Regions from separate parts of the Homo sapiens genome. Here regions 1, 2, 4, 5 and 6 are each linked to region 3. The links are chromatin contacts, found by Hi-C or POLR2A ChIA-PET in ENCODE. All regions are on one chromosome and are shown on one strand. Each heading gives the region's core, a stretch centred on a gene start or an enhancer-like site at or near the end of the contact. The rest is flanking DNA. Distances are from core to core; before and after follow the strand shown. Region 1 holds the start of SLC7A6 (solute carrier family 7 member 6). Region 2 overlaps SMPD3 (sphingomyelin phosphodiesterase 3). Region 3 holds the start of CHTF8 (chromosome transmission fidelity factor 8). Region 4 holds the start of SLC7A6OS (solute carrier family 7 member 6 opposite strand). Region 5 overlaps SLC7A6 (solute carrier family 7 member 6). Region 6 holds the start of ESRP2 (epithelial splicing regulatory protein 2).

Region 1 (4,607 bases), core at 881-3,380, 870 kb before region 3:
TAGTCAGGTGTGGTGGCACATGCCTTGTGGTCCTAGCTACTCTGGAGGCCGAGACAGGAGAATCACTGGAACCTGGGAGGCGGAGGCTGCAGTGAGCCAAGATGGCACCACTGCACTCCAGCCTGAGCAAGACAGAGCGAGATACATCTCAAAAAAAAAAAAAAAGATGAAATAAATCTGTAGTCCCAAGTAGGAAGCTGAGGCAGGAAGATCGCTTGAAACCAGGAGTTCGAGGCTGCAGTGAGCTATGATCACACCTGTGAATAGCCATTGCACTCCAGCCTGGGCAACAGCAAGATCTCTAAAAGCAAAAGAAAAGAATGGTTACAAATAAATGTATCCTGCAGGGTGGTCCTGAGGAACACTGATGGTGTTGGAGAACATCTGATTCAGGGTGTGGTGTACATTGGGCTTTCAGCTGATGGGCTACGTAACTGGGTATGAGACTGCAAAGCCAGACGGAGCTGGCATATGGTGTTTTTTTTTTTTTTTTTTTGAGATAGACTTTCGCTCTTATTGCCCAGGCTGGAGTGCAATGGCGCGATCTCGGCTTACTGCAACCTCTGCCTCCTGGGTTAAAGCGATTCTCCTGCCTCAGCCTCCTGAGTAGCTGCGATTACAGGCATGTGCCACCACACTCGGCTAATTTTGTATTTTTAGTAGAGACGGGGTTTCTCCATGTTGGTCAGGCTGGTCTCGAACTCCTGACCTCAAGGTGATCTGCCTGCCTCAGCCTCCCAAAGTTGTAGGATTACAGGCGTGAGCCACCAGGCCCGGCTGAGCCGGCATACCTTATATGAAGCTGTGGCAGGGACACGTGGGCTGGGTGCTGACACAAGTGTCCAGAGCTGTCCTTCTGCTCAGCCAGGGAGGCCGGAGGAACTGATCTGGGAGGCAAAGGGTGCAACTCGATTGATCCAAATATATACGTCCACTCACTGACACTTAGGGGAGGGGTTCCAAGCAGAGGGCAGGAGGGCAGCACCAGCGAGGATTCCTCAAGTATTGTCATCCCAGGCCTGCAGAGAGGAGAATGGAAGGGTTTTAGGCAGGGGAGATACAAAGTCATCGCAATCTGTATTCTAGGAGCATCCCCTACTCTGTGGAGATGGGGTAAGGGGAGCAGGATAGGGATTGAGAAGCCGTTGTGGCTGGGGAGAAGAAAACGAGGTATAGGCCGTGGGAGGAGTGGGGAGGAAGGGTCTGAGGTGCTACCCATCTCTGGCTGGGTCCCTGTCACTGGGTGGCAGGGAGCAGGGTCTTGGGTATGGTCTGGAACCAGAGGACGTGTACTTGTGGTCATAAGGCTGGGGGAAAAGATTCCAGGGCCCTGGAGAAAGTCAGTGCTTGAGGTGTGGACAGGAAATTTCGGAGGAGGGCTCAGGCGCCCATGAGGTCAGGAGGCTCTAGACAGAGAGCCCCAGAGCCACCAGAGGAAAAGGAACTCGAGAGAAAGATGGAGGAGCAAACAGAGGGAGGGGAAGGGGGCAGGAGGTGCAGCTCCCCCAAGAGGGGGGGCAGGAGGTGCAGCTCCCCCAAGAGGGGTGGCAGCCCTCTTGGGAAGATGAGGACAGAGCCCCAGGGAGGCCTGGGGTTGGCAAAGGGAGCCTGCAGTTTCTTTGTGGGTGCGGGGGCCTCAAGGGCTACGAGTCTGAGCTGTGCGTGTGTTTGGACAAGTCCCCAGAGTGTGTGTCTTCCTGGGGTTCCTAGACTGCGAGTGGCAGTGGCCCGGCGGCGGAGGCCGTTTGGATCCCTGTGTGAGCTGTAGGGGGCGCCCTGGGCGTCGGGCCCAGGTCAAGTGCGAGATAGGAACGGGGTGCGGGGGCCGATGAGAGCTCCCCGCGGGAATGTCCGCTGTGGACGCCCTCGGAGGCCCCATCTAACTCCAGGGCGGCGAGCGTGGCCGGGCCCAGTTCACGGGCTGCTCGAGCCCTGACGAGGCAGCTGGGGGCTGTCTGGCGTCCACGCTCACGTTCTGGGCCGGCGGACCCCGTACCGGCCAGGCCGTGGCGGCCACGGGGGCCCGGAAGCGCCGCCGCCAGCTGGCCCCGCACGGAACTGTGTCCCGACGCGGCGCGCGCTGTCGCGATCCGGCGGCGGGTGACGTGGCGGGGCGGGGCCTGAGCTGCCGCGGCGGCGGCGGCGCGACCGAGCATCCTGGCGGCGCCGGGCCACTGGGAGGTAACGGGCTGGGCCATGGGCGGGCGCGCCGGGAGCGGGGCCGGGGCTGGGCCGCGTTCTGTGGGAGCCGAACCCTGTGGGTCTTCGCTGCCGCCGTCGGGAGCGGGATGCGGCCCAGAAACAGCGCGGGGCTGGCCGATCGGGGCCGCGCGAGAGGCGCTGCGGGTGAGGGGGGGCGCCACGAGGAGAGAGGGACCTCGAGCGTGAGGGCCGAGTGTGGGAGAAACGCTGTATGGGTGCGAGCCCCGGAGGCTGATGGTGACCGCGAGGGAGCCAGTCTTGGGGTGTGCTGGCGACGCGGCGAGTGTGAGGGAGACCGGGGGTGTGTGTGGAGAGGGAAACCCCAGGTGCGAGGGTGACCGGGACGCTGAGTGCGCGGGCCGCGCCGCGAGCGTGAGACTGTGCGACGGTGACCCTGAGTGGGGCTGTGACTGCGCCTCCGACTGCAGGACGGAGAACCTGTGCTGTGTGGCGGCCGCGGTGGGGCAAAGAAAGACGCGGGCTCAGGACCTCAGGAGCCAGGCTTCCTGGGGCTGTCGCAAGAATGACGATTATCATTTTAAAATCAGTCCTTTTACTTTAGAGAATGCCGCAAGGTTTTGTGGCGTGCTGGAGCCTGGAGCGTTGGGCTGCTGGCGCTGGGGAACCCGCGTGCCCCTGGTGATTATGGCTCTTTTGAGCGTCCCTATAGCCTGTCATCTTGTGTGACTATCTCTCCTGAATGTGGGGAGATAGACGTGAAACATTCTGAAAATTCTTTGCTGGGCTCTAAGCAAACATGTTGTGTAATGGTCAGTATAAATAGGAATCAGGGTGTCGGCGAACACGTTTTTGAGTACCTCTTGTATGCCCTGGGCTTGGTGACACAGTTAAAAAGAATTCAGTCTCTGCCCTTGATAGGGGAAAAAGCCAGGGCAGCTCATCTCGCAGGGCGGCTGTTCAGTGCCCAGCCATCCGGGGCTTGTCTCTCAGAACTGCTCCCAGATTTCAGATCTGGGAGGAGCAGACTTGAAAGGCTGTGAGTACTTCCTTATATCAGTTCCACCTCTTTTTGGTGGCGGTGAGGCCTTTTGGGGACCTGCCCAGGCTGCCTGCATTACTCAGGTCCCATGTGTGCTGCGCAGACGGCTTTTGCTTCCCAACTTTGATCTCAGATCGTTATTCAAGTCGTTACACTGGAGTTTATTTTCCTGGCAAGTGTGTGGAAAACCACCAGCCTGATTTTCTCCTCTCTTCCTCTCCTTGTCCTCCTTCCCTATTTGGCCGTGGATGTATTTTTATTGCATATACCGGTTTTATGATCCCCATCTCCCTGGAACTTCTTAGTAGAAGAAATTTCCTGACCTTTGTGCTTCCTGCTGTAATTTCTTGGATGTATATTAGTTTCTAAAAAAGTTATGCAGGCCGGGCGCGGTGGCTCAGTCCTGTAATCCCAGCACTTTGGGAGGCCGAGGCAGGCGGATCACGGGGTCAGGAGATCGAGACCATCCTGGCTAACATGGTGAAATCCCGTCTCTACTAAAAATACAAAAATTGAGCCAGGTGTGGTGGTGGGCACCTGTAGTCCCACCTACTCGGGAGGCTGAGGCAGGAGAATGGCTTGAACCCGGGAGGCGGAGGTTGCAGTGAGCCAAGATTGCGCCATTGCACTCTAGCCTGGGCAACAGAGCGAGACTCCATCTCCAAAAAAAAAGAAAAAAAGTTATGTAAACGGTGCCCACGGGACCTGGGGCCCCAGAGCTGCCTAGACTTACATGATTTAATGTGACAAGGCCAGTTCTCTGACAGGTTTGGGCTGGCTACTTCAGTTATACCCACCCTGTGGGTGTCATGGAACCTGCTAGTAATTAGGACTGCCCCTGCCGGGCATGTAAAATTTAGATTTTACAAGGAAATATCATTCTGCTGCTTTCTTGGTTAATTAAAAATAATTACATATATATATATATTTAAATCAGCTTTCTCAGGTTAAAAGAGTTCATTTTTTGATCAGTTCCCTCCCACTCTTTGTTGCAGAGTTTATGTGGCCGAGGCAGACAAGTGGAATTAGGCCTTGCTGCAGGGGACTTCATTTCCTTCTCAGTACTGGACCCATTTATGAGGAGGTGGCTTATGAAAGTGTGATGTTCGCGTATTTCTTGACAGGTGAATATTGTTGCGCTGTCTTTTCTTTTGTTTGTGTGATTTACAAAGAGTTTTTACTTGTATACAGTGTGAATACAATACTAGTAAACAGAATGGCTTACACATAATTAACAACTCTTTAGTATTACATATTAAATAACACTGTAATTTATTATAAAAATAAATTATACATTTATTTATATTACAATTCTTTATAAAGAGTAATTGTGGTGGGTTTTTTCTTTTTTTTTGGAGACAGTGTCTCACTCTGTCACCCAGGCTGGGGTGTGGTGGCGCAATCT
Region 2 (4,565 bases), core at 616-3,115, 760 kb before region 3:
CAACGGAAGAGGTGTCCAGAATAAGGCTCTATTGTAGGTGAGGAAAAAGGGATTCCAGTCCCTTCCTTCACAGAGCCACATTTCCCTGAAGGCTCTGAAGTCCCATACGGGAAACCATGAGGGCCTTCCGGGAAGGAGGGGACCGCTGATTTCTGCAGCGAGTCCCTCCAGCGTCCCGGCCCCTCTCCGGCTGGGCCTGTCCCCAAGGCAGCCCCACGTACTTCACTTCTCCGCGCTGGGATCCGCGTGTGCTGGGCACACCACAGCTCTGCTGTCCTGGTGCTCTGTCTGATGGACAGACAAGACCCTGGGCACGAGGGCAGAGGAGCCCATGAAGGGAAGAGAGGATTGTGTGGCTGGCCGCTGAGGGAGCTCCATGAGGTGGTGTGGCCACACCCAGTGTGGGACCAAGACAAGCAGGGGCCAGGGGTACAGGAGCCCCTCATCGGGGTTGTGGCTGGGGCAGAGCTGGAGCTAAGGGTGGCGGGGGCAGGGGGGCGGGAGGTGGTACAAGGTGACGTTCAGACTTCCTGAGGCAGTGGAGGGCATAAGAGGAGTCACACCTGGCCTCAGACGAGGAGGGTGGCTGAAACCACAGCAGGGCTGATGCAGAGGAGGGGGCCTGGGCCAAGGGAGCTGGAGATGTGGGGTGCACCCAGGGCCATCTGGAAAGTGAGCTAGGGGCCTGGAATGGATGGGTCGGGCACAGGACAGAGCAGCCAAGGTGGTCCTTCTGGCTTCAGGATGGCAGAACACAGAAGAGGAGCAGCCCGGGGCAGAGGCTGAGTCTGGTTTGCGAGTGAATGGGGATGTGTCCTGGAGGCAGCCAGATGTAGGGCTGGGGGGAGAGGTCTGGGCCAGGACAAAGCAGAGGGGCCTCAGAAAGGGCAGAAATGGAAGCTGCAGAGTCTCACTCCCAGGCAGGTGTCATGATGGTTGCTGGGAAACCCCACTGCGGGGCAGCCAACCACGGCTCCAGCTCACTGCAGCCGCGTGGGGTACGGAATGTGGCAGGCCTGGGGCTGCTGAGAGAACCTGCAAACCGGGTTTTCTGTGAAATATCTTGATTTTAACATATTGGTCAAGGCTGGGTATGGTGGCTCACGCCTGTAATTCCAGCACTTTGGGAGGCCGAGGTGGGCAGATCACCTGAGGTCGGGAGTTTGAGATCACCCTGACCAACACGGTGAAACTCCGTCTCTACTAAAAATAAAAAATTAGCCAGGCGTGGTGGTGCATGTCTGTAATCCCAGCTACTTGGGAGGCCATGGCAGGAGAATTGCTTGAACCCGGGAGGCAGAGGTTGTGGTGAGCCGAGATCGTGCCACTGCACTCCAGCCTGGACAACAAGAGTGAAACTCCGTCTCAAAAAAAAAAAAAAAAAATTGGTCAATACAAAAAATTTTTGAATGTCATAGATCAGGTTACAGTTTGAGACCCAGGAGGTAGAGGAAGATGAAAAGAACTTTCAGGACAGAACCTGGGAGGAGGGGCTGTCCCAGGCAGACACTGTTGAGCTCAGTGGGAACAGTGAGGGTGCCCCACAGAGGAGGGAGGTGGGGACAGGATGTGTGGATTGATCTGTGCAGAAGTGGGCTGGGGTAGGGGGCGGGGGAGGGCCCGGCCTCTGAGCCACCTGTAGTAGGGTGGGAGTGAGGGGTGGGAGTAAGGGGCACATCCTCCCACCCTGGACCTGGCAACACATCCCCTTCCTCCCCAGAAAGTCACTCTAGCTGTCGAGACAAAAATATATCCAGGGAACAGAACACCAACGGACCATATGCCAAAATGGGAAGGTTGGATCTATCTGTCAGGAGTTGCTTCAATTTCAGCATCCCTTGCTGTGAATGAAGAGCAGAGGACCCAAACTCTGGGCCTGGCAGAGCCACACAAGAGCCATGGACGAACCAGAAGTGGGGGCCAGGGCCCTTGCTGCCTGCCCTGGCTCCCATAGGGCTTGAAGACAAGCTCTGCCACTCATGGCAGGCGCCAGGTTGCGCACCAGTGTTTCCCTGGGCAGGCGGAGTGTGGTTGCTTCTGAAGGCGAACTGGGAAGTGAGGAAACCTGCCCTAGGCAGGCCTCTGAACCGCAGCCCTCCCTGCAAAGCCACCACTTTTTCATGTCTCACCCTAAAGGGACAGAACCCACATCTGAAACAGCTGCTGCCTCTCAGGGCAGAAAGCCCTGTGCTGCATCCACTGGCCAAATGACACTTCAGAAAACCGTGGAAGCACCATGAGCGGCTTTTGGATAGAGAACAAAAGTCGACACTCTGAGCATCTCAGGCGCAGTAGAAGATAATGTGTAATGACCAAATTACCACAGCCTAAAAACTCCTCCAATCGAATCCAAATTAGCAGAAATAATTATGATTCACTTTAATTAGTGACTATGGAAGCGAAACCATGGCTGGTGGGCAGACAGCCTGGCAGGGCAGCTGCACGACAGCCAGGAGGGAGGGGTGTCCAGGCCAGGGAAGCTAGTGGCCTCAGTGAGCCAGGCGGTGTCACGGCCTGGAGACCTGAGGGTCCCGTCTGCTTGCCTGATGCGCTTGGTCTGGGCTGGTCTCTCTGCCTCGTTATGAACCGACAGGGCCCCTACCTCCTGTTCTTCCTCACTTTATCACTGCCACCATCTCCACGGCTACCACCGCCACTCTTGCGCCAGCTCGGAACCCTTCCCAGGCCTTACTGCTCTGTTCCACTCCCACCCTCTCTCCACTTTACAGTTGGGGAAATGGTGGCTCAGAGATCTGAGGAACGGGCCCAGATCACCCAGATGGGTCTGTCTGAGCCCAGAGCCTCGGTGCTCATCCCTGCATTGGTCTTGACCCTGTCCCCGAGCCAGGGCCCTGCTGTTTGGCTCCAGGAAAGACCGCGTCTGCCTCCCACTCCAACCTCCCACTCCAGCCCCCATGACGATGAGGACTCCCCGCTGCAGCCCCCCTGCCTACATGGCTCTAGGACCAGCTGGCACGTGGTCCTCAGGCTGGGCCGAGGTCTCCTACCTTGAGAAACAGAGCTCCCTTAGAGGCCAGGGCATCGTCGTTACACTTGTTGGGGTAACAGTGATAGGCCACGTCCATGATGGGGTAGCGGCTGGCAAAGAGGAGGCCGCTGTTGAGACACTTGAAGCTGCAGCAGCCCTGGCAGCCGTAGACCCCGACGTCGTACAGGATGTACTCGAAGTAGCCGTGCAGCTGCTCTTTCAATTTGGTGGCTGCTCGCTTGTCAAACACCTCCTGCAGGCACAGGAAGTCCAGGTTGGCGGGGAAGAAGGCGGAGACCTCATGGTCGAAGGCCTCGTCGGGGTGCCGCCTCCTGCGTGCAGCCGCCTTCTTCACCACCGAGGCCTTGTACAGGAGCTTGCTGTTGGCACCTGGCTCCCCGCTGGCACTGGTGTCTGGCCCAGCTCGCCCCTTCACCAGGGACTCCCGGGAGGCCGAGGGGCTGCCCAGGCTCCCTGAATCCCCGTCCTGCTGATTATGGTTGGGCGTCTGGCCCCTTGGGCCCCCGCCAGCTCCGTTCCTGGCCTGGCCCCCAGGCACAGGGTCGTCAGCTTCAGGTGGCCGGCCGCCCTCCTCGCCACCGATGCGCACGATGCAGGCATCCTCCGGGCTGCTGCTGTCGACAGGGTCCCCAGAGGCTGGGCCGTTGGCAGCCTCGTCACCGGGGTGCCGCCCACCGTCACCCTTGTACTCCACAGAGGCTGTCCTCTTAATGCTCCCGGGGACGGCCCGGGCCACCCCATCGCCGCCCTGTGGTGACACCAGGCTGCTGAAGCTAGCGGCGCTGATGGAGGTATTGGTGGGGGAGTCGATGTAAATTTTGATCTGGGGCCGGGCGGCCCCATTGCGGATTCTCTGCCCGATCTCCTTGGCCCGCGCTTGGGTGTTAAAAAGGTTGTTGACCCTGGCGAGTGAGTCGGGCAGGAGGCAGACGTTGGCAGTGGCAAAGCAGAAGCTTTTGCCAGGCCCCGTGCCCTTCCATTCACTGAGCAGGGCTGCCCCACCGGCCAGGCCCTTGTCTTCCAGCCGTGAATAGATGTAGGGCCGGCGGGCCGACTGCAGTGGGGACCAGAAGAGAAAGCCGAGAAACGCAAAGGGCAGCGAGGCCACCAGGAGGGCCAGGTAGATGGGCGTGAAGAGGGCAGTGCAGAGCAGCTGCAGGCAGCACGGGTCGTCTGCCCGCTGGCGCTTCTCGTAGGTGGTGGGTATGAAGGAGGCAGCGAGCCGGTCCACCAGCCAGTAGCATGGAAAGATAAGGGCCCAGGACACACAGTGCAGGGCGGACAGACAGCTGTTAGGAAAGGGGGTCGTGTACAAAACCATCGCAGCTCACTGGGCGCCGCAGCCGGCCCTACTACATGGTGTCCGTGGCAGCTGCGGGCACTTTCCTGGGCGAGGGTGGGCGAGTTGGGGGCAGCTGGAGGAGGGGTCACCTCCTGGCGAGATGCAACTCCGGCTGGTCAATGGCGAATGTTGGCCAGCCGGTCATGGTTCACCTCGGTGGGCCATGCGGAGGCCTACTGCAGACCCTGCAGAGACAAAAGTAGGGGGACTGTT
Region 3 (4,386 bases), core at 581-3,080:
ATGTCTTAATACTACACTGTGTTAGCATATTAATGTTTATAACGGACTAAAGCATTCTACGAAAGCAGCAGGTCATCAGAATAAAATCAAGTTTTCATAACAGTAGAATTCAAACATGGCAGTTGTGGTTCACCAAACTGCTTCAGGGATTAAGTTCTGGAAGGTAATTTCTCTAAATATGATGACTATGTCTCTATGTGCCTTTCTACCAAGTGAACAACTCAGAACGTTTTACATACAACCGAATACAGATTATTTTTATTTGTAGTGTTATCGTGGTTTTGTAACTGAAGGGGACAGGTCTATACTTTTGAAGGGGATCTTGTCTCTTGAAAGGCTTATGTTACTAAGTCTAAAATCCTGTTTCCAAATGAGAATCTTGCTCCCCTCCAAAAAGGGGCTTATGGAGGGTTGGTGGAATTGAATGCTTCCAAACTTTACATTAGTGAAGTGTGTTCAAAAACGTGTGTGGATGCTATGCATACACGTGATACTTCCCATCACATTTTAGGATTCCCACGTTGGAGGGAATCAATTACTGGTATTTGTAGCAATGGGTGGAAAAGATGGCTTCAGTCGATCTGAGTTACTGCAGTTTTCTCCATCTTCTGCTACTCTGCAGCCCCATCTTAGCCTGTCCTCCTCTTAATGGTACGGCCCCCTGTACTCCCCCAAACCCTTTCCTTTCTAGCCCGGCGTAGAGTCTCCCTCTGTGCTCTTCCTCCCACCCACCCCCATCTTCTCCACCCACTCCCTCTCGGCCCCCTCCCACCCTTTCTGCTAGAGCTACAAACACTTCCTATTTCTAGTCCCACCCACTTTCTGGGACTTCTCAATCCGCTTCCCCCCTCTTCTCCACCCCCCTCCAAATTACAAGCTGTTTTAACCCCTTTTCCTGCCTCCCAGGGAAACTATTCTTTAAACCGCCTTCCTCCACACCACCCACTGGAGTGGTCTTCCAAACCGTTCACCCTCTTCCCAAAGATTACTCTTTAAACGTCCTTTCTCTACCACCCTCGTTCTCCAAATTGTTCCCGGTTCTCAAGTACTCCACTCCTCCAGGACCCCACCCCACTCGTCTCTCGGCTTCCCTCCCACAAAAGAACCTGGAATGACTCTCCAACCACCCTTCCAATTACCTCTCCCAGAAGCCTCCCCCCTCCACGATTACAAATGTTACCTGGAACAAAACCTCACGGTCCTAACCCCCACCCCGAACTCCCCTTTCTGCTCTTCCCGCTACTTCCTAGGTTCCAGTTCTACTCCGCTCCCGCAAGCATAGCGGGCTGGGCTCCCTCCCAACCCCGGGAAGAGCCCCTTCCCGCACGTACCTCGAGATTCCGGCCCTCGCCGCCCCCTTCTCCGTCCTCCGCCCGCGCTCGGCCACCCTTTCCGCCCTTCTCCCGCTCCGCCCCGCTCGCTCCCTTCCTTCCCTCCGCCTTCCGTCTCCACACCGCTCCCTTCCCCCACACTCCTGGCCCTCCCACCCCGGAGGCCCCTCCGGGCTTGCCCCCACCTCCGCGCCGCCCTCCCGCCGCCCTCCCCCTTCCCGGCCACCCCTCCCCCGCCCGCGCTCCCCGCCCCTCGGCTCGCCATTCTTCTCTCCGAGCCGCGCGCCCCGCCCGGCCCCGGCTCCCTAGCTTCCCGCTCCCTCGCGCCCTCGCCCCCAATCCCGGCTCGGCCCTCGCTCCCCGCAGCCTCCCGTGCCCCCCGCCCGCGGCCTGACCTGCAATGGCGGCCGCCGAGCGCGGCGCCGCGCGGCCAACGGGCGACAACCGAACCTCCCGCCGCCGTCGCCGCCGCCGCGAGCACTGCCTGCGCACTTCCGACTATGCGCCAGGAGCACTTCCGGGGCAGAGCCTGAGAGCGCGCGCGCACGTGGGGCCGGGGCGGAGAGAGGCGAGCACCGGGAAGGGGAGCGTGGGGCCGCTGGTGAGTTGGGGAAGGGGCGTGGGAAGCGGCTGCGAGAGCTGGGGGGGTCTTACAAGGTGGCCGGCCCAGGGTCGGCGTCCGGCTGAGCTCCTTGTCCCGAGGGTCTCCTTGTCCCGAGGCGGGGTGGGGGCTACTCTGTAGACTCGGGGAGAGGGAAGGGGAGGCGAAGACCGCGCGCGCCTCAGACGCCCCGGCCCGACCGAACGCGCTTGCTCTGTCTGCGGGTTCCTAACCTTGAAGCTAGGCCAGTGAGGGGCGAACAAGACCTGGTCTCTACTCTCGGCCAGTATATATGTTGGCGGGCGTCGGGGGGACGGGGTAGGGTAAGTGACAGACGTCAGACCAGGCAGCCAGATTAAGTCAAACCCTGTCGTTTCTTCCTCAAGAGGAGCTCGGTTCTGCCTGCCCCATCAGCCTCACTGTCACTACCTCAGTTTAGGTCTGTTGTTTGCAAACTTAGCAATAGAGTTGAGGAGAGATGCTTGCTAAAATGCGGATTCCTAGGCGCCCCGAGATAGGAACTCTGGAGCTATGGAGTAGGACCCTTTTTGATTTTTTGCTGAAGCCTCCTTATTATTCAAGCCATTCTGAGCTTTTGAAGATTGAGTAATTCTTGTGGGGGGCATTGTTAGCAGCCATTTGGAAATGAACTTCAGGGAGATGTTGTTGGAGCCTTCCAGCCAGAACAGTGATATTAAGGAACTGAATACTATATGTGACATACTGCAGTTAACATATAGCAATAATGACTCTCTTTTCGCCCCCTAGGAATGGGTGAATTTAAGGTCCATCGAGTACGTTTCTTTAATTATGTTCCATCAGGAATCCGCTGTGTGGCTTACAATAACCAGTCAAACAGATTGGCTGTTTCACGAACAGATGGCACTGTGGAAATTTATAACTTGTCAGCAAACTACTTTCAGGAGAAAGTAAGTCATTTGGGAGTCTGATATGGTGTTTTGATGTTAATTTCTTCTGAAGTTCAAGAAGCTTGTATGTCTTTTATAATCAAACTGATTGAGTGACTTCCTAGCCCCTCTGAAGTTGCTTAGAACTACCAAACTTCTGAGATCTCCTAACTGATAAGAGAAGCTCAGTTTCAATCTGTGTAATGTTGATTAGAAGGGTCCTACCTAGAAATGTGACATCTCACTGCCTGTCATTGGAAACTGAGGTTTGCTGGATCTTTTGGACACAGGAAGGGAAATTGTTGGTATATCAGTCTCAACACCATTGCAGCTTTGGTAAGCAAAATTTCCTGCAGGGAGTATCAGTACTGTTTCATTGTCAATTCAGAAAAAATGATAACACGTTTTAATATCAGAAACTTTTTGGTGATGTGGGAAGATGGATTCCAAAGTTCATCTGTCTGAGAGAATGTAGACCTACATGTCTACATTTGGGAGTAAAGGAGATTTAAAATTAGGTAAAATGTCCTTTGGGTGTATGCAGAGGTCTATTAGTCCTTTTTCTTCTCCCCTCCAAGGGCACTGACTAGTGATTTTCTTCGGGTGCAACATCTTAGTTCATGTTGAATGACTGTTATGTACTGGGTGCTGTGATATAAATGAGTAGATGGGCAAATGAGTGAATTCAGTGCCCAGCAGCCTGGTACCTGGAATTTAGGCATTCTGTAAATGTTTCTCGGTGAATGAGTGGCAAATACTGGGCACTAAGACAAATGTCAGAGGCCCTAACTTTACGGAGCTCAAAGACCAGTGGGAGAAAGATAAGTGTACAGTTTCCAACCTGTAAAATAAATATGATAAACCGAAACACAGGCATAGAACCTTCATTGAATTGCCTTCAGGGAAGGCAATTCAGAGAATTGCCTTCCCTGAGAGGTGGGTTTAGGAAATGTGGAAAGGGATGATTTACTGAGCTCACCCCTGAAGAACTAATCAAAAGGTAAAAACTACAGGACCACCACAAATGGGTTACATTCTGTGGTATGAAGAACATGCGCTGGCGTGTGCTTATTGCATCCTGTGATTTTCTTTTTTTTTCTTTTTCTTTTTTTTTTTTTTTTTGGAGACGGAGTCTTGCTCTGTCACCCAGGCTGGAGTGCAGTGGCGTGATCTTGGCTCACTGCAACCTCTGCCTCCCTCTCCTGCCTCAGCCTTCCAAGTCGCTGGGATTACAGGTGTGCCACCATGCCTCGCTAATTTTTTTATTTTCATAGAGACGAGGTTTCACCATGTTGGCCAGCCTGGTCTCGAACTCCTGACCTCAAGTGATCTGCCCACCTCAGCCTCCCAAAGTGCTGGGATTACAGGTGTGAGCCCTCATACCAGACTGATTATCTTTTTCTTGGTCTTGTTCTTCTTCTTTTTTTTTTTTTTTAACAGTCATGGCCATATTATGATTTTTCTGTTTGTCATTTGTAACAGTTATAACTATATAATTTGTGTGTTTGTTTAATGTCTTTCTTCCATGCTGAACTTCCAATTTTAT
Region 4 (4,225 bases), core at 1,722-4,221, 820 kb before region 3:
CACTGCAACCTCTGCCTCCCGCGTTCAGGCGATTCTCCTGCCTCAACCTCCCGAGTAGATGGGATTACAGGCGCCCGCCACCACGCCCGGCTAATTTTTGTATTTTTAGTAGAAATGGGGTTTTGCCATATTGGCCAGGCTGGTCTTGAACTCCTGACCTCAAGTGATCCACCCGCCTCAGCCTCCCAAAGTGCTGGGATTACAGGCATGAGCCACTGTGCCCGGCCTAGTGAACTATTTACTTGATTCAATTCCACGGAGCATTGGTTTACTTTACACATTTTGTAAGTCATGCATTAGTCTGGAATGTTTTGGTGAAAGATGTGGCTATGGACATCATACACAAATTGCTATCCACTTACACTAGCACCAGCTGGACGTGGTGGCTCACGCCTGTAATCCCAGCACTTTGGGAGGCCGATGCGGGTGGATCACCTGAGGTCAGGAGTTCAAGACCAGCCTGGCCAAGGTGGCGAAACCCCGTCTCTACTAAAAATACAAAATTAGCCGGGTGTGGTGGCTCATGCCTGTAATCCCAGCTACTCGCGAGGCTGAGGCATGAGAACTGCTTGAATCCAGGAGGCAGAGGCTGCGGTGAGCCGAGATCGCGCCACTGCACTACAGCCTGGGCGACAAGGGCGAGACTCCATCTCAAACAAAACAAAAACAACAATAAACAATTACACTAGTACCATTTGCTTGTTGCTTGTGGATTCATTTTGAATTATAATTGTTTTAAGTTGCAAAAATAATTAAAATGAGTTCTATAAAAATGTTTATCAAGAGAGGGCATATTGGCTAGGCGCAGCGGCTCATGCCTGTAATCCCAGCACTTTGGGAGGTTGAGGCGGGCGGATCACTGAGGCCAGGAGTTCAAAACCAGACTGGCCAACATAGCGAAACCCCGTCTCTACTAAAAATACAAAAATTAGCTGGGTGTGGTGGCTCACGCTTGTAATCCCAGCTATTTGGGAGGCTGAGGTAGGAGAATTGCTTGAACCCGGGAGTTGGAGGTTGCAGTGAGCCAGCATCATGCCAATGCACTCTAGCCTGGGCAACAGAGTGAGACTCTGACTCAAAAAAAAAAAAAAAAAGAGAGGGCACACTTTATGTTGAGAATTTTCTGGTTTTTTTTTTAGAGACAGTATCTTGCTCTGTTGCTCAAACCAGAGGGCAGTGACTTGATCACAGCTCACTGCAATCTCTAATTCCTGAGTTTAAGTGATCCTCCTGCCCCAGCCTCCCCAGTAGCTAGGACTACAAGCGCGTGCCACAATGCCCAGCTAATTTCCTCTTCCTTTTTGTAGTGACAAGGTCTTGCTTTGTTGCCCAGGCTGGCCTCAAGCGACCCTCCTGCCTCAGCCTCCCAAAGCGCTGGGATTACAGGGAGTATTTTATTTTTTTTTGAGACAGGGTCTCACTCTGTCACCTAGGCTGAAATGCCACTGCCGCACAATCATGGCTCACTGTAGCCTTGACCTCCCCAGGCTCAAGTGATCCTCCCGCCTGGGCCTCCCTACGTGCTAGGATTAGGCGTCAGCTACTGTGCCCAGCCTCAAGGAGAATTTTCCATTTCTGTAGTTTTGCTGCATGTAGTAGACTTTTTTTGGAAGTGATTGCAAATGAAGTTAGCAAATGTAATATAAAGAAAAGCACTGGATTAAATGTGAGAAAACTTGCATTCTAGACCTAAATCTACCTCAAACTTGATATGCTATCCAGGACTATTCCTTTAACCTCTCTTTGATCAATTTTCCTACCTGCTCTATCTCTATTTTGCTCCAGTGATCCCCATCTCAGTCAGGGTGAAAGGCAATGTCCTTGCAAGTACCTAGCAGGCATCCTCCCCTCAAATTCCTTACTGCTCTCCTCTAGCTCACCGGGCTCCAGGCACCTTGCAAGGAGCAAAGAAACGGCTTAAGGGCCTCTTTACTTTCAGGTTCTCTGCCTAGAAGTCCTCTCGATATGTGGAATACCCTGCCATTCACCTTCTGCAAGTCTTCACTCAAATGTCATTTCCTCAGTGACACTCTCACTGAAGTGGCACCACTCTTCCTGCTTTGTCTCCCCGCCTCCTTACATCCCTTATCATCATCTGACACTGAATAGACTTGTTTACTGTTTCTGTCTACCTGCATGTTAGGTCCTCACTGCTGTATCCACAGAATCTAAAAAAATACCTGGCATATCGTAGGCACGTAGTAAACACATGTTGGATGAACAACCAAATCTGTAAAATGAGGCCGTCACGCCGGATGGATCATCCATCCCCTTAAGATGAAACTGTGCTGCGACTGGGCCCAGTCTTCTTGCATTACCATCCTGAGAAGCCCAGCGACCACCTTCAGGGGCATACTCACTTTGCAGGAGCCTGCAGAGGCGGCTTCAGGTTCTCCCTCCTCGTGGACAAGGTCTAACAACTGAAAGCCCGAGTTCCCGGCGGCTTCTGGGTTCCCCGGCGTGTACTCGGACTCCTGGCCGCTCGAGGTGGTCCCCAAGGATCGGCGGCTGGAAAGCACCCGGTAGCGGCCCTCCTGCCGGACCTCCCGAGCCGAGGCGCGGAGATTACGGCGGACACGCTGCTGGCTGTCCCGTGACGGGCGCAGAACTTCCCGCAGGAGAGGCTGGACTGGTTCCTCCTAGGGGGCAACAGGGGACGGAGGCCAGCGTAAGCAGGAGTTCGCGAGCGGGTCAGGGATCGGGTTTCGTACCGGCTGCACCCGAAGATGCCCTCCACACCAGCTGCACCACGCCCAATACCTGGGAGCACACAGTGGCCACCAAGTGGAAGACATTATTCTCCGCCGCTCTCTCCAAACCCTCCGACGTCTTCTGTGCCGCTGACTCGACCGCGTCGCTCCGGAGGCGTTTACAAGCGAGCACAAGAGCCTCCGCCGGCTCCGCACTGCGCTTCCGCTTCACCCGGAGTACAGCGGTCCTGGCGGCCTCCATAGTGGCTGCCGCTGAGCACTGTGGGAGCTCGCGGGGTGTGATGGGATAGCTTTCCAGTTCTGCTTTAGGACCCGCCCCCCAGCACGCTCCTCGACGCTGCGAGGTCCCGCCCCGCGTGCTGGCCGCGGTAAAAGTGGTAGCAGCGGAGGCGAGCGGAGGGTTTCCCGCGGCGGGTGAGGCGCTGGGTATGCTGGGAAGGTGGGGTCGCTTTGGGGTTCTGTGTGCAGCGAGCATGGTGTCCTTGGCACCAGGGTTTCGGCAGAGGAGCCTAGCGTGGGCCTACTTGGACTCCTCCGCGTGGGGCAGCTCGGGACACCCGGGCCTGCAGGAGAGCGGGGTTCTAGGCTGGCCCCGGCTCTGCAGTGCAGCCGGGTGCCTGCCACTCGCGGGGCTCTGTCGCAGTACTCGTGCCTGGCGCCTCCCCTCAGCCACAGAGACCGCAGTAGCTCCAACCATCGCACCCCTAACTGGGCCACGAGTTCTCTGATTGCCAGACCTGTTGTCTTTGCCACTCACTGTTCTGAGTAATTGGAGAGTCGTGTATTCACTACACGCCAACCAGAGTGGTCCTGTAAAAGCGTAAGCCTAGTGTAGATACGCTTCTGCTTAAAACTCTTGAGTGGCTCCCAGTGCTTTTAGAACAAAATCCAAACGCCTTTCCGAAGTCGACAAGGCCCAGCTTGATTGAGCAGAAGATGTGATAGGAGATGAGGAGCGGGGGGCTTCTGCAAAAGTGCTTCGGTCGCTCAGGCTTTTGGCACATTTTGCTTATGCAACCTAGTTCTTTCTACCTTAGGGCCTTTTCTTGGGAAAGTTGGGGTAAGGATTCCTGACCTGTAAAAACTCTTCCCCAACTTTTATCCCGGTCTGTCTTGTAGATCTCAAATGCTAGTTTCCTCAGAGTCCTTCTGTAACCTTGGTTTTCTCTTTCTACAACGCTCTGTGTATTTCTTGCATTCATGTAGTCTGTAATTTGTATTACTCTCTCATTAGAGTCTAAGCTCTTGGAGGGCAAGGGTCTTCTCTAGCTTGTGGTGGTGGCTCCAGTCCCTAATATAGTGCCTGGCACATAGAAGGTATTTAATAAATTTTGTTATTTTATTTTTTCGAGACAGAGTCTCACTCTGCTGCCTAGGCTGAGTGCAGTGGTGTGATCGAGGCGCACTGCAGCCTTGACCTCCTGGGCTCAAGCGATCCTCACCTCGGCCTACCGAGTAGCTGGGACTACAGGCACGCGCCACTACACTCGGGTAATTTTTAATTTTAATATATG
Region 5 (4,623 bases), core at 1,093-3,592, 850 kb before region 3:
AGTAACCCAGGTGCCCAGTATTATAAGAGTACTTGATTTGACTGCAGAAGGGTGGTGTTTCTGCCTTGGGTGTTGTCAGCCCATTTAGCTTTGTGGGCTTTGACCTCGGGATCCTCCCTCTTGTGTAGGCTTATACACATCAATGGAAAGTATTTGCTTTGAAGATTTCAACATGGAAGTAGTTCATTGCTGACACAGCGGCATCAAAGCCCAGCGCCTGCTCACAGCTGAGACTCCATTCCCCCTGAGTTTGTTTGGCAAGGGTGACAGTGAGCAGGAGGAAGAGAAGGAGGGAGACTGGGAAGGATGAGACTGGAGGGAAGAAGAAACACTGTATGATCCCTGAGTATCCATTGTTTCCATGCTTTCCTGCTCTCTTGGACCCAGGCCTGGTCAGAGTTCTCAGTAGAAAAGATACGCTCCTCATTTTGGCTAGTTGCTATGGACAGACAACTTTCTTGTTCTGAGAGTGATACGGGGCTAGGGAGGACTGGGTCTTGATCATAGTTGTTTCAAGACTCCAACCCTATATATAGTTCGAATGCTTTCATAATGGGACTAAATGTATTTGTGTAATTAAAAACAAAGACACTGGCCAGGCTCAGTGGCTCATGCCTGTAATCTCAGCAGTTTGGGAGGCCAAGGCAGGAGGATCACTTGAGCCCAGGAGTTCATGACCAGCCTGGGCAACATAGCAAGAACTCGTCTCTTAAAAAACAAAATAAAACAAAAAACCACAAAAAAACAAGGATACTTTAAAAAAAGACACATACATTACATATTTATATACATCCCAGGAGGTAGCCACTGATTCTGGGATCCCCATTTGGAAGGGTTTACCTCCCCTGGAGTGTTGGAGAGCATTTCACTCCTGAATGTCTTGTAGTTGTCCCCTCCCTACCCTGCCTTTCTTCCTTTCTTCCTTCCACATTTTTTTTTTTTTAGATGGAGTCTCACTCTGTTGCCCAGGCTGGAGTCCAGTGGCGTGATCTTGGCTCATTGCAACCTCTGCCTCCCGGGTTCAAGTGATTCTCCTGCCTCGGCCTGCTGATTAGCTGGGACTACAGGCATACGCCACTATGCCCAGCTAATTATTTTGTATTTTTAGTAGAGACGGGGTTTCACCATACTGGCCAGGCTAGTCTCAAACCCTTGACCTTGTGATTTGCCCGCCTCGGCCTCCCAAAGTGCTGGCATTACAGGTGTGAGCCACTGCGCCCGGCCTTTCTTCCACATTTTTGTTGTTATTTTTTGTTTACGGTTGCACTCCTTTGTCCTTGAATGCCCCTTTATAACATTCAGCCTGTCTGGGAGGAATTGGAAGGTTTCCCTCCGCTCTCTGTTGCCTGTGGGAAAAGAGAGTTGTGACTACTGTCAGCGTAGCTGGGAGTACAGCTTCAGATTGCCAGGCAATCTCCTCATCAGAAAGAGAGTATGAAAGGCACAGTTCTGCGAGAGGGTGCATATGTTATTCACTATTAACTTGGGTTTCAGACAACAGAAAACCTTTAGCAGCATGGCTCAAACATGTTGATGTTTGTTTCTCTCACATGTTAAAAGGAGGCAGTGTGGTTTGGATGACTTCAGTTCTTCAGGGAGCCAGGTTTATTCCTTCTGTCTTCCTGCCATCCTCAGCCTGTGACTTCTAGCTGGTGGTCCAGGATGGTTATTGAAGCTCTAGCTGTCATGTCTGCACTGTAACTGACAAGAAGGACAAAGACACTGCCTCCCCCATTTAAAGACACTTTCTGAGGTCTTATATGAAATATTTGCATACATCCCGGGAGAAAACCTGGTTGCACAGCCGTACCTACCTGCAGGAGAGGCTGGGCAATGTCAGCTTTATTTTGGACAGCCATGCCTTCAGCTAAAATTTCTATTACGAATGAAAAAGGGAAGAACAGATAGAGGAAGATAACTAGCCATGTCTGCCACAGAGACTTTGGGGATTTGTTTCTGCTTTGGCTTTCAGTTTGGATCTGCCATTTGAGTACTCCTTTCTCAGCAATAAGCTCCCAGAGAGCCTTGAAGACCCTCACGTGGGTCCCACGCTCCTTGGTGCAGGCTTGTCCAGCAAGGAAATGAGATCAGGAGAAGAGGGAAGGCTTGGATGTTTTAATTGTGGTAGCTGAATCTTAGCATCTGGCTTTAAGGCCCAGTTGTTGACTTTGTTTGAACTCTGATAGTTTATGGTAAGCTAGGGGGGCTGGGAGTTCTGGGAAGCAATAGAGGAGTAAGGATCAGATGGTGAAATTTTGTTTCTTAATTAGAATCAGGAGAACAGTCAAGGGACTTGGCTTCTGCTTGACAGACTGTTCTAGGAGCTCTCTGTTCTCTGGCAGGGCTGATAGTAGGGTGAGGCAAACGAGGTGCCTGGGGTCAGCGTTGAAGGGCGTACTCACTCTCAGGTTCCGGCATGTGGTCCCCTGAGAGTGAGTGCCTCCTTAAATTTTGTGCCCTAGGTGCCTCCTAGCTTCACACTACCCTGGCTCTGCCTTCTGGTGCTACATTGTTGCTAATGAACCATTTTTATTTTTAAACAAATTCTTTTAAAAATTTTCAGGGGCCATGCTAATCTTCTTTGCGTCGTTCCAATTTTAGTATATGTGCTGCTGAAGTGAGCACGAACTATTTTTATTTTTATCTAGAAAGAGGCGTATGTTCACGGTAAACCATGGTAAACCACAGAGTGGAAAAAGTCTCCTTCCCTCTCCACAGCTTTAGTCTTTCTCCCCAGAGGAGCCACTCTGACCAGGTGCTTTTGTATCCTTCCAGCTGGTCTATTGGAATGGACTCTGCAGGCATTTCCACAAGCAGCCTTCTTTATTCATTAGTTTAGCACATAGTTGAATTTCCACTGTGTGTAATATTTACCTGTGCACAGAGAGGACCAAACCTGTAGGACATTTATGGCAGGATAGAAGGAAGGAGAAGGATCAGAAGTGAGACCCAGTGCCAGTTAGTGGGTCTGAGGAGTGTATCAGCTTCTCTTCCCCTTGGAGCTGCAAACCAGAAGCACAGTTAGCACTGCCAGGATATTGTCAGACAGTCTCTTTCTCCATGTTTATTTCCACCTTTTTGTGTTTCTCTCCTTTTATCCTCTTCTGTCTCTGCCTCCTTGTCTCTTATCTCTCACCCCTCTGTCTCTTCTGTGTATTTTCTCGTCTTTTTTTTTTTTTTTTTTAGAGACAAGTTCTCACTCTGTTGCCCTGGCTGGAGTGCAGTGACTATTCACAGATGCTATTACAGTGCACTATAGGCCCGGACTCCTGGGTTCGGCAGTTCTCCCACCTCAGCCTCCCACACAGTTGGGACTCCAGGTGTGCACCGCTGCCCCGGCCCCCTGTCTGTCTTTTTGTCTAAGCTGCATGCCCTCCCACTTCTGCTTCTTTTTGTGTTCTGCTTCCTTCCTCTATTTACTTATGGTTTCTGTCCCTTTGTTACTAAGGGCTTGTATGTGACTTTCACTTGCTGTAGCTCCTGACCCTTCTGCCCATTACTGTTAGATTCAGTTTCTTGGTATTCCAACTCTGTGTTTCTGGGAGAGGCAATGTAACAGGCTCAACTTGGGTCCAGTGTCTGGCTCCATCAGTCATGATAGGGAAGGGGGAGCAATTCCCAAGAAGGAGCTGGGCAGGTACTTCAAAACATGGCTACTGTACTGTGTAGGGGCCTATGGATTACTGGTACCTATTAACTAGGTAATCCTTATGTTAGCTGATTGAGGCTTAACCCCATACAGGTAGCTTTGATCATCAGGGTAGGTCCCTGGGAAGACCTGCCAGCAGCATGCATTTCTTTGGGCTGCTTCTCCCCTCCCATTTGACCACTGTCCCCCTACTCCCACATCATGATTGACTAGTAAGCACCTGTGTTACTGGCCAGTGTACTGAGTGAAAGCTCTTTGAAGCCATTGAGCCTGGCACCTGCCACCTGTGTTCATTTTCACAGGCTGGCCATAGGCACTTCTCTCCATTTGAATGGAAGAATATCCAACTTTCTGACAATTTGCCTTGCTCCAGGGAATTGGAAGTTAGAGTGAAAATCTTACCACCTTGGTTCCAACCAGGGTTTATCAGTGCCCCTCTTTGCTTGGTGATGAGCTTAAGAAAACAACGTGGCCAGGCATAGTGGCTCATGCCTGTAATCCTAATATGGGAGGCTGAGGCAGGAGGATTGCTTGAGCCCAGGAGTTCCAGACCAGCCTGGACAATACAGCAAGACCCCTGTCTCTACAAAATAATTTTTTTTTAATTAGCTGGGTGTGGTGGTGTGCACCTGTGGTCCCAGCTAATAGGAGGTTGAGGTGGGAAGATCACTTGAGCCCTGGACATCGAGGCTGCAGTGAGCTGTGATCGCACCCACTCCAGCCTGGGTGACAGAGCAAGACCCTGTCTCAAAAAAAAAAAAAAAAAAAAAAAGAAGGAAAGAAGGAAAATAAAATGATATACTGCTGTTACCTTCTGAGAATTTGTGATCTTGGGAGAAGCATGACCCAATCACCTGAGGGAGAGACTTGAGACAGGTGTCTACATGATGATAGCATAGACACTAACCTGTGCTAAGAAGCAGGAATGCCATGTGGTTCAGGAGAGAAAGAGCTCAGAGAGGGGTGGGGTGGTG
Region 6 (4,174 bases), core at 1,483-3,982, 900 kb before region 3:
TCCTCTGTGGCATCTGTCTCCAGTCCTAAACCTATGGGCAGAGAAGTGACAGTGAAGACATCTTAGCATAAGCACTAATCCTGTTTACTCCTGGGCCCAACTCCCCTCCATAGACACATGCTGGAGACCAGCATACACATTTGTTTTGGCCCAGTTCATGTGTGCACATACAGATTCCCAGTCCAGACATAGACAGACACATACCCACATTCCAAACTCATCCTAGCACAGACACGAAGACACAGTACACTCAGGGACTTAGCAGATAACGCAGTCTTGTATGTGTCCATATTACCCACCCACAGCATGCACATACTCAGACACATGTACCCACAGTGGCTTCTCCACCCTAACCCTGCTGGGTCACAGATACCCTGTGCCATGGTGGCCACAGTGAGGTCCCTGGCAGGGCAGGTGCTTGGATGCTGCATATGGAATTCTCTTCGGAGGTCATAGAAGGAGAAGAACATGTCGGGGAGCACCAGGTTCTGGGGGCACATAGGATTGAGGATGAGCGCCCTGCCCACCCTCAGGACAAGAGGGGTTCTGGGAACCTTACTGACCACCCCACCCCACCCGGTTTTCCTTCAGGAGCATACCTTCCTGGAGGCCTCGGGGTGCAGGACCTGTCGCAATAGCTGCTGCCCATCAGTGCAGAGCATGTAGGGGCCCCCGCCCAGCAAAGCCACATCCCCGTTCACCAGCTGTGAGAACTGGGGATAGGGAATGGGGAGAGAGAAACACACAGATTCACAGCTGGGCAGGCAGGAAGTGAGGGTAGGAGGAAGGAGGCAGGCTGCAAAGCTGGTTCAGCCAGATGTTCAGCCCTATCCTGCCTGGGAATAAGAGGCCACGCCTGTTGAGCCTAGCCCTATGTCCCTTCCCCTCACCCCCCAACCCTGTTCCAGTCCACTGTCACCTCCTCCAGGCCAAATGAGGGCAATCACATATAACCGAAGCCCTCAACACACACACTCCAGGAGTTTGGAGTGGGGCCAGAGCAAACACCTGGAGTGGGACAAGCAGGTGGGAAGGGGCGGGGCAAAGCAGGTTAAACCTGTCTTTGACCGGGTACCACCCTCAGACAGGTGGGGGAGGCCCAGGCCTGCCTGAGGCCCAGAAGGCTCATGGTCAATGGCAGCCCCGCCTCCAGGTCTGACCAACCGAGGGGCAGAGAAACTCCAAGGACAGAGCTCCACACTTGGACATCAGGGGCAGCATGAGCTTTGACCCACATCCTATTGACCGGCTGGCACTGAGCTGTTTGCTCATAGAGGGGGTGGCACTCCTGAGGCTGCCCAGCCCTCCCCCAGCCTCCATCCTTGCTGGAGAAGTATAAACACTAATCAGTGACCCACGAACCCTCCCTGCCAATTCTGTGACACTTTACAACTTGGGGCTGACAGAGCAAGGCAACCCAGCTCTCCTCCAGCAAACTCCCCAAGTGAAGGGCCGGGAGCCCTTCTGGAACAGACAAGGAATCATCATCGTGGTGCCTCCTCATCAGGAACCACAAGAGTTGTTGGAAGATGAAAGAACGTGAGTGTATAAAAAGGACTTACACTAATTACACTCAAGAGTCAGACATAGAATGAGCGCCGTAGTGAAGATAAGGAAAAGAAAACAGCAATGGAAACCACCTCCCACTTCAGCTAGGGCAGGAGGCACCCCAGGCCTTTGCACTCAGCAGGCAGATAGTCCCCCAGGCCAGGCCGGGACAGCGCCCACGCCTGGCCAGCCGGCCGGGACAGGCCTAGACGAGCAGTTTACACCTGGCGGCGTCTACCTCTAGGGCCGACACCGCCCTACGCCTCCGCTCCAGCAGCTCCCAAGCAGGCCGAAGACGCGGGCCGCAAGGACAGGTGACCTATATGGGCCCCTCGACCCCTTTCGCTTCCGGCTGCGGCTCAGGGAGACCTGACCCAGCAGGTCTCCCAAAGGCGTCTCGGCCTCGCTCCCCGGGCGGGAACTGGGGATGGATCCCAAAGCCTGCGTCCCGATCCCTTCGGTAGGAGTAGGTTCCTGCAATGGTTGAAAAGTAAGGAGCCCAGGGGAATGGCTGGCACGCGCGGATGAAAGGGGCACGCACACGCGAGAGTCGCTCAAAGTTTCAAACAAGAGCCCAGTCCTGCCGCCTGGACCGGTTGGTTGCGGCACGCCAGGCCTAGCCTCCGGCCGCCAATCCCGCCCAGAAATGTCCTCACGTCCAGGCCATGCCGCCACCCACCCCGGCGCTCACCTGCTGCAGCACCTTGTCCAGCGGCTCTGCCCGCGCCAGGCTGTCGGCGCTCAGGCCGCTCGCCTCGCGGCACTGCGTACTCAGTGCGGCCGCCTCGGCACGAACCAGCGATTTGTGCAGCGTCCCCACCTGTGAGCGGCGGGGGAAACCGATCAGCCGCGCCCCTCGACCCCGGAAGCTCCCTGGGGACCTCACCGCCTCTTTTCCACCCTACCTGGCGGCTCCGCGGCTCAACCACTTGCCAAACTAGGAGGATTAAGTCGGTCTCGTCCGAGCCCAGGTCCCGTCCCAGCGCACCCGCCGTAGCCCCGAAGAGGACGACCAGTGATCCGGGCCAGGGGCAGGGGTCCGCGGCGGGGTCGGCCGCGGGGTCAGGGCCCGGGGGAGGGGGCGGCGGCGGCGGCGGAGTCATGGCCGCAGAGGAAGGGGGCTCTCGGCCAGACACGCGGACCGACGAGGCGCACGCACGCACCGACCGACCGCAGACGCGGATCAGCTTGGGCGGGACACCGTGTATCGGGGGCGGCACCTGCGGCCCGGCTGGCTCAGTGGGCGCTGCCAAGACCCGCCCGTGGCGCCCCGCGGGGCGGGGCGGCTACCGGCCCACGCCCTCTCCAGGCGAGTTACCTGCCGGCCCCGCCGGCCACGTGACCGGGGCGGCTCCGGGAACCTTGGGGGAGGGCCGCCAGAACTCAACCCAGGACGCAAGAGCTCACGCTCCCGGCCTGGGCGCACGCTTAGGATCCGGATTCCTACTTCCAGGGCTGGTCCTGCCTGATTTTGGGGGCTAACCCATTCTTCCGCTCTCCCCCCACTCTTCCCCAGGGGTCGTCAGGCCTCTGCAAAGGAGCGTGCAAGACAGAGGCCTTCTCCAGTATGGAAGTCACCAGGAGGCAGTCTAGGGGCTGTGGGGGTCAACACGGCAGGTCTGGGGTTGATGGAAGTCAAAGGGTCAAGGGGGCGGTGAGAGTTGCCGGGTATCACCCTGTAGGGGGATCACCAGAAGTCACCTGGGAAAGGGGAGGGCGGCGGGAACATCAGCGTTGTTAGAGCTGTGGGGTGGTCACCAGGGATCACAGGGAAGGGCTTGTCCACGCAGATGCTAGGGCCGAGCGCTAGCCTGGCACTGAGAAGTGCCAGAGCGCGGTCGTTGTGGGTTGGGAGTGGGCAGGCCTCAATGCTGGGGAAAGGAACCCCCCAAATCGCAGAGAGCTGCACCCTAGACGAGGCTGAGAGGGGTAGAACGGGCCTGGAGCCTCACTCCTACCCCACGTGTGGGGGCCTGCCTGCTTTCGTCCCTTTCTGGACGGTGGAGAAGCTGCCTGGAGATTGCGAGCGCTCTGGCCGATGGGGGGCTAGCGTTGAGCGTGTGTGCGCGCATGCGGGCTGCAGATCCTCCCTTTTCCATCCCGCACCTACAACCCAATTGACAGCCCCGCATTTGGGGCTCCCATTCCTCCCTTTGCCCAGTGGAGCTTGGTGAGGCTCCTTTATGGCGCGTTTCCCGGCCGTTCCTTACTTTCCCAAACTCTCCCAGGGAGGTGACTGAGAAACTGAATAAGTGACTGAGAAACTGAATAATCCAGCAGGAAGGAGGGGGCTCCAGCGTGGCGGGAACTGAGTCACGCGGTTGCCTAGCCCGACTCGAGACTGAGACGGGAGCCGCACCACGCGCTTTCGGACAAGGAGGGTGCTGCGGCCCGGCCCCTGGACAATGGAGAGAGCGGGGCACCCGGGCGCATCACCAGAGCTCATGCCCGGGAAAGGGGCGAGGCCCGGGGGGAGAGAGCTCAGCGTAGCTCCACTTGGCAGCTAAAGAAACAGGCGCCCGGGACGGAAATGACTCGCGCCCGGACACGGCGACAGGGAGAGCATGGGAAGTGCTTCCTTCGCCCGGCGGGTTCGAGCGAGTAGCACTTTACTTTCCCTACAGGT

The links. A loop is a pair of places that touch in the nucleus more often than their neighbours do. ChIA-PET counts read pairs that join two places held with the same protein, here RNA polymerase II (POLR2A). Pooled maps may share reads with other maps.
Region 1: a loop to region 3 is called in a pooled map, with 4 times the contacts of the local background. The contact joins the promoter of SLC7A6 here to the promoter of CHTF8 in region 3. A Hi-C loop is called at or near these places in 5 of 50 pooled maps.
Region 2: a loop to region 3 is called in a pooled map, with 3 times the contacts of the local background. The contact joins the enhancer-like site here to the promoter of CHTF8 in region 3. A Hi-C loop is called at or near these places in 2 of 50 pooled maps. POLR2A ChIA-PET finds 5 or more read pairs at or near these places in 2 of 52 experiments (Caco-2 and T-cell).
Region 4: a map of naive thymus-derived CD4-positive, alpha-beta T cell shows a loop between it and region 3 (31-fold over the local background). The contact joins the promoter of SLC7A6OS here to the promoter of CHTF8 in region 3. A Hi-C loop is called at or near these places in 1 of 168 maps with a recorded cell type or tissue (naive thymus-derived CD4-positive, alpha-beta T cell) and 8 of 50 pooled maps. POLR2A ChIA-PET finds 5 or more read pairs at or near these places in 1 of 52 experiments (activated T-cell).
Region 5: a loop to region 3 is called in a pooled map, with 3 times the contacts of the local background. The contact joins the enhancer-like site here to the promoter of CHTF8 in region 3. A Hi-C loop is called at or near these places in 2 of 50 pooled maps. POLR2A ChIA-PET finds 5 or more read pairs at or near these places in 2 of 52 experiments (OCI-LY7 and RWPE1).
Region 6: a pooled map shows a loop between it and region 3 (7-fold over the local background). The contact joins the promoter of ESRP2 here to the promoter of CHTF8 in region 3. A Hi-C loop is called at or near these places in 2 of 168 maps with a recorded cell type or tissue (CD8-positive, alpha-beta T cell and upper lobe of right lung) and 8 of 50 pooled maps.

The regions. Positions count from the first base shown.
Region 1 is chr16:68,262,396-68,267,002 of GRCh38, forward strand. It overlaps SLC7A6 (solute carrier family 7 member 6), which reads left to right and starts at 2,131. Exons shown (of 11, transcript NM_003983.6): 1 at 2,131-2,181; 2 at 4,198-4,326. It overlaps LOC124903704 (a long non-coding RNA gene), which reads right to left and starts at 2,062. Exons shown (of 3, transcript XR_007065096.1): 1 at 1,973-2,062; 2 at 792-1,019; 3 at 266-301. RefSeq lists a silencer at 2,017-2,296 and an enhancer at 2,669-3,868.
Region 2 is chr16:68,367,851-68,372,415 of GRCh38, forward strand. SMPD3 (sphingomyelin phosphodiesterase 3) reads right to left here. Exons shown (of 9, transcript NM_018667.4): 3 at 3,009-4,537. The coding sequence starts at 4,331. Among named protein-coding and RNA genes, the nearest start is that of PRMT7, 59 kb to the left of the region's middle. RefSeq lists enhancers at 1-245, 672-871, 1,836-2,025. Within about 2 kb of position 1,866, at least 2 of the 41 ENCODE cell types and tissues checked have a DNase peak (open chromatin) inside an H3K27ac peak, as active enhancers do.
Region 3 is chr16:69,130,758-69,135,143 of GRCh38, forward strand. It overlaps CHTF8 (chromosome transmission fidelity factor 8), which reads right to left and starts at 1,831. Exons shown (of 4, transcript NM_001039690.5): 1 at 1,727-1,831. DERPC (DERPC proline and glycine rich nuclear protein) reads right to left here and starts at 1,831. Exons shown (of 3, transcript NM_001002847.4): 1 at 1,727-1,831. It overlaps UTP4 (UTP4 small subunit processome component), which reads left to right and starts at 1,892. Exons shown (of 17, transcript NM_032830.3): 1 at 1,892-1,932; 2 at 2,701-2,861. The coding sequence starts at 2,703. RefSeq lists silencers at 1,411-1,560, 1,581-1,940.
Region 4 is chr16:68,307,975-68,312,199 of GRCh38, forward strand. It overlaps SLC7A6OS (solute carrier family 7 member 6 opposite strand), which reads right to left and starts at 2,972. Exons shown (of 5, transcript NM_032178.3): 1 at 2,761-2,972; 2 at 2,361-2,639. The coding sequence starts at 2,952. PRMT7 (protein arginine methyltransferase 7) reads left to right here and starts at 3,045. Exons shown (of 19, transcript NM_019023.5): 1 at 3,045-3,125; 2 at 4,068-4,202. RefSeq lists an enhancer at 1,977-2,941.
Region 5 is chr16:68,281,694-68,286,316 of GRCh38, forward strand. All of the region lies in intron 3 of SLC7A6 (solute carrier family 7 member 6), which reads left to right. It also overlaps the pseudogene RNU6-1262P. Among named protein-coding and RNA genes, the nearest start is that of SLC7A6, 19 kb to the left of the region's middle. RefSeq lists enhancers at 53-347, 2,529-2,668. Within about 2 kb of position 2,343, at least 16 of the 41 ENCODE cell types and tissues checked have a DNase peak (open chromatin) inside an H3K27ac peak, as active enhancers do; they include OCI-LY7, where a contact is called at or near this core.
Region 6 is chr16:68,233,395-68,237,568 of GRCh38, forward strand. ESRP2 (epithelial splicing regulatory protein 2) reads right to left here and starts at 2,733. Exons shown (of 15, transcript NM_024939.3): 1 at 2,454-2,733; 2 at 2,240-2,368; 3 at 600-713; 4 at 374-488; 5 at 1-31. The coding sequence starts at 2,651. It overlaps MIR6773 (microRNA 6773), which reads right to left and starts at 105; the gene lies at 32-105. RefSeq lists a silencer at 2,681-2,910 and enhancers at 2,932-3,520, 3,521-4,108, 4,109-4,174.